Regions from separate parts of the Mus musculus genome. Here region 2 is linked to region 1. Evidence: chromatin loops called from intact Hi-C (ENCODE). Cell type or tissue: left cerebral cortex. All regions are shown on one strand.

Evidence for each region. A loop is a pair of places that touch in the nucleus more often than their neighbours do. Peaks named below come from ENCODE experiments on the same cell type or tissue, not always from the same donor. Only the 100,000 strongest peaks of a DNase experiment are listed, where the experiment ranks them.
Region 2: it touches region 1 in a loop (6-fold over the local background); 9 of 42 quality-filtered maps call a loop at or near these places.

The regions. Positions count from the first base shown.
Region 1 is chr2:179,874,244-179,876,743 of GRCm38, forward strand. All of the region lies in intron 8 of Cdh4 (cadherin 4), which reads left to right. Among named protein-coding and RNA genes, the nearest start is that of Gm36066, 72 kb to the left of the region's middle. In left cerebral cortex, a CTCF peak has its summit at 1,182 (motif pointing left); a DNase peak (open chromatin) is centred at 1,154.
Region 2 is chr2:179,441,655-179,444,154 of GRCm38, forward strand. It overlaps Cdh4 (cadherin 4), which reads left to right and starts at 777. Exons shown (of 16, transcript NM_009867.3): 1 at 777-1,024. The coding sequence starts at 968. In left cerebral cortex, a CTCF peak has its summit at 1,243; DNase peaks (open chromatin) are centred at 208, 922, 1,469, 2,014 and 1 more place; H3K4me3 peaks cover 1,897 bases; H3K27ac peaks cover 1,480 bases.

The DNA.
Region 1 (2,500 bases):
CTGAGCTGTAATTCACAGGCACTTCCTTCTCTCTCAGTGGGGAGAAGAGCTGAATGGATTGTGGGTAATGACTGTCGAAGCACAGGTGCCTCATAAGGAGAGGGACACCATGCCGGCTACTTCTAGTGGGAAGGAAGGGCCCAGACACACCTGTGGAGAAAGCCCTAGGAAATTAGGGGTGTGGTGTGCCCCAAGATTAAGTGATGGCTGATACATTGCTGGGGCCTTTGTTAAGTCTGGAGGAGCTGACCAATCAGGCTACCATATCATTTGAAGAGGCGTGTATGACTGTGCAGTGGGTACCTGACTGGGAGATGCCCAGCTGGGCCTTGGCTATGGGCATATGTGCCCTTGAAGCAAGGGTCCCTTTCTACCTTGGTCCTCAGTGGAGAGGGGCTAGCCCCTTGTGGTTCGCATCAGCAGGCAGGGAAACTGGTCAAGACTGGCTACAACACTGGACAAGAGGTCAAGAGTTCTTGCTGAACACACAGGTATTCACACAACTATGGTATAGGAAGACCACTGTGGGCCTCCAGTCATGGGCCAGAGGAACAGACCCTCCCACCCTACCCTGGGAGGGAACTCTAGAGACAAAACTATCAATCACATGACTGTCATTTCTCCTGGACCCCATGGGACAGCCACGCTGCAGGGAGGGTCCCTACCTGTGAGACCCTTAGGCGTTCTTGGTGCACATCAGACATGATAATCACTTCTGTGCCTCCCAACATTCTGTGGGGCCCTGGTCTCAGCCATCTCTGCCTCCAGGACTCCCAAGTCCATGGATTTGAACAGTTCTGTGAACACAGTCCAGCCCATCCCTGAAGAGATGGCAGACTACAGGCCAGGGTGTACCGAGGGAAAGGTCAGGAGGTCACTCCCAGCGGTGAAGTGAAAAGGGGCATGTGTCCATAATAGTAACAAGGACTTTGCCAAACACATAGGTAGACACTCTCCCATCAGGTCCCAATCAGTCTACCCTATGAGCTTCTGTTCTGGGGTCAGGACATGGGACTCTGGGCACACAGCCCACAGGGAGCAGCTGGGACTGAACCCTGAAAATGGATGCCACGTGGAGAGGAGAAGAGGGGAGAGAAAGTGTCTAGAAGGCTGAAGCCCTGCTCAAGAGCCTGTTCTCATCCTGTTCTCCTAGACCACAGCGCCATCTAGTGGCCAAATAGAAGATGACTGACAACCAAGGTGGCTCGGGCCCCCTGAAGACTGGAGTGAGTCCTGTCCCTTTCCACAAGCAACAGGTGCAGAAAAAGAGGGGTAGAAGATTTGGCCAGGCTACTCAGCCTGGAGAGGCACTGATGCTCCAGCCAGGGAGACCCTGAGAAAGCTGGAGGGTCTCTCTCTGGGTTCGGTCTGTTCAGACTCTAGGGAAGCAGTCACTGACCCTGACCTGCAAGTGACAGCCCTGCCACAGACATCCTCTGCCCTGGGCCTAGATGGACAGGCCTCTAGAGGGCTTGCTGAGCAGTGCTCAGCGTGGCAACCACCTTCTGTGACAGTGCAGGAACTCTCAGCTGTCAGGTTAGTGCCAGGCCCACACAGGGGCCACCCCAGTCTAGACCATGCCTTGCCACAGCTAACGCAGGAGTTCAGGAAACTCATGCAGGGTAGCCTTGTCAGGAGTTGATTCAGCACCACACTCAGACACAAACCCACTTGTCTTAACTAGACTTCTATTGCTGTGATAAAACACCAGGACACGTTCTGACCACATTCCGTCATAAAGGGCATAAACTCAAGGCAGGAACTGAAGCATGGAGCCCCAGTCAGGAGCCATGGAGGAACACTGCTTACTGGCTTGCCCCTCATGGTTTGCTCAGTTTGCTTTCTCATAGCGCTCAGGAACAATGGTAGCCCAAGGGATGGCACCGCCCAAAGTGGACTGGGCCCACCCACATCAGCCATTAATCAAGAAAATGGTCTCACCGACTTGCCTACGGGTAACATGATGTAAACATTTTCTCCACTAAGGTTCTTCTTAAATAACTCTAGTTTGTGTTAAATCAACAAATAATAACAACAATAACAATAATAATAATAATAATTAATAAATAAAATAAAAACAATCAGGACAGCACTCTTGAGCCAGGCATCTGCTAAGTTAGGGCTACGTGTGCTCCCAGGAATATACCCTTCTGCCTATGCCAGACTGCTGGAGTACAGATATCGGGGTACAGAAACCACACAACTCTCCCAATTTCAGGACCCCTGATCCTACCCTCAGGCCTTTGGACGGTGTAGTCACCATGAGAACCAGGCCACAGGGAAGCCAAAAGAGTGCAGCTTTGGGCTCCTTCCCAACAGAGGAGATAGCACACCTCAGCGACCTGAACGGTTTTGAGGAGAACGCCTCCGGAGAGGGTGTTCATCACAGACAGATGGTACAGGAAGGAGCCTCATAGGCCGGTGTGTGATGTTTAAGGACCCAGCCTGCCTTGCAGTCCTACCACAAGCTCCAGCCATGTCAACTTTCTCATTCCAACGA
Region 2 (2,500 bases), 430 kb before region 1:
CACAGTCCAAGCTGCCCTTATTTTTCCGCGAGAGCGATACGATGCTTAAAGAAATGCCTGCAGTCAGGGTTGGAAATTGCCCATGCGAAGCAAATGGAGCTGGCCTGCCCAGGGAGCTGACGTGCCTGACAGCTCTGCCCGCTGGAGTCCCTTCCTTCCTTCCGCGGCCTCTGATTTCTTCCTTGCCTATACAGAAGACCTAACTACATTTTGGCACACACAGAGGAATGGGTAGGAATCCTCCCAAACCTTGGAGGATAGCCAGAGCCAGGCCCACACTATAAGGGGTCAGCCGAGCCAGCCCAGCTGGAGAGTGACCCCTCCCCTCTCCCTCTCTTCCGATCCCTGAGCTGTTCAGAGGGCTGGAGGCCATCACAAAGGCCTGTGTCCGGAGACTTAGATGACACAGGGATGAAGGAAGTGTCCACTCTTCACTGTGGGCTCTGAAAAGAAGTTGACCTAACATCACGGTGTGATCACAAGCAGGGGTCCCACAATCTACAAAGGACATCTAACTTGCTGGGCAGAGACTACACAGTCTTCTTTGGTTCACACCGTCTTTGCTCCTAGAAACCCAGTCTCCCTGGCTTCGTCTGCTCATACAGGCCTCTAGTTGTCCCACGGGACTGAGGCCGCCCTGCCAGCGAGCAACCAGGCCAAGCGGCTGAGCGAGTGGGCGCGGGAGCGGCTCCTTTAAGGCCCGCGTCAGGCCCGGCCGGAGGGGCGGGGCCTCGGCGAGGCCGCCGCTCAGCTTCACCTGCAGTTCCGAGCGCGCGGAACAGAGGCGCGGGCGGCTGCGAGGCCGGCGGACGCACCGGCCGGAGGGAGCGCGCCGCCGGCCCACTTGGCCTGGCTCCCGGAGCCCGGGCGGCAAGTGCGGGGAAAAGCAGGGCGGGCGCGGGCGGAGCATCGCCGCGGCGAGGGAAGCCGGGCACCGGGCGAGCGCCGGGGCGGCGCGGCGGGGACGATGACCACAGGCTCTGTGCTGCCGCTGCTGCTGCTCGGGCTCTCGGGCGCGCTCCGGGTAAGTTGCCGCCTCTCCGATCGCAGGCGATCTGGGAACCCGTGGGGCTAGCTGGTGTCTCCCGGTCTTCTCAAACCGCCGCCCGCGCTGCGCGAAGCCGCTCGCTATCGGAGCGAGGAGCCGCGGAGCTGAGCGGGCGGGACCCTAGGTGCCATCTCGTTGCCCGATCTGCGCTCCGGGGCCGCCCTCCGTAGTGTAGTACTCGCCTCCGCCGCCCGGCAGTCGCGCATCCCGAGTTCCAGCCGCGCGCCGGGTCGGGTCGGCTGCGCGGGGCGCTCTCCCGGGTCCCGTGGGTGCCGCGGAGCTCGGCTGCAGTGGGAGGCGGAGGCGACTAAGGGGCGCGGGTTGTAGCCGCGGGGTCTAGCAGGTCCTCCCGACTTAGAGAGGGATCGGGAGGAGGGCGCAGCGGGAGCGCGAGGCACTGAGCCCGGGGACTGGAGCTGGACACACTCGCTGTTTCCGCACAGTCTCTGCGCGGTCTCCAGCCGGCTCCCTCGGTTAACTCCAGCTCGCTGCGGGTCTTCGGAACGGCTCAGCGGCAGCTCCCGCAGCGACCCTGGGCGGAGACCGAGTGGCCTGAACCCCCTCTCGTGGCCGATCGGTCCGGTGGCCTGCTCGCTGCCACGCCGAGGTATTCTCTGCGATGAACCAGGGTTGGCGACCGGCTGCTCCGAGGCCACCGGACCATCGCCTTGCGCGGGGAACACGCCCCGGGGGGACAGAAACTTTCCCGGCCGACTTTTGTCTCCCGCGGGCTGCAAGAGCATTTCAGAGCTGCGATCCCCAAGAACCAGATGTCATTCTGAGCTTGGCCGGGGGAAGATCCCCGACCCAGCCCTCCCTTTCCTAGCCTCCGGGGCCGGGTACTCGAGCCCGAGCTACAGGCTGCAGGCTGCGGGTGGCCTCCCAGCGGAACCCGGGCGGAGCTGTTGCGCGCAGCTGGAGGACTCGGCCGGCAGGGAGGCGCGTTCCGCTCTGGCGGCCCGCGAAGCTGAGACTGCAGGGTGCTGGCTGCGCCCCCGGCTCCCGGAGCTTGCTCACCAGGGATCCGGAGCCTGGTGCGCCTTCTTCTCCTTAGCGGAGTGGATTAGTGGGGACACATGCTATCTCCCTTGGTTCCTGGCAGCTTGGGTGGAACCCCTTGCCCATTGCCTTCCTTTCTCTAAAGATGCAGACTCCAGAGGAACAGAAAACCCTTCTGGTCTGTTAGAGGCTTCTGGTCTTTTCTGCTCTCCTGACGAGGCTTTAAATGGGGGCTTCAGAGTGAGCAAGAGTCCAGGACCTTGTGTGGGTGAACTTCACACACACACACACGCACACGCACACACACACACACACACGCACACGCACACGCACGCACGCACACACACACACACACACACACACACACACACACACACACACGAGGACCTTGCCTCCTTGCAGCCTAGTGGCAGAACTGGTCACTATCCGCTCAGCTTGGAAACAGCCCTGGAA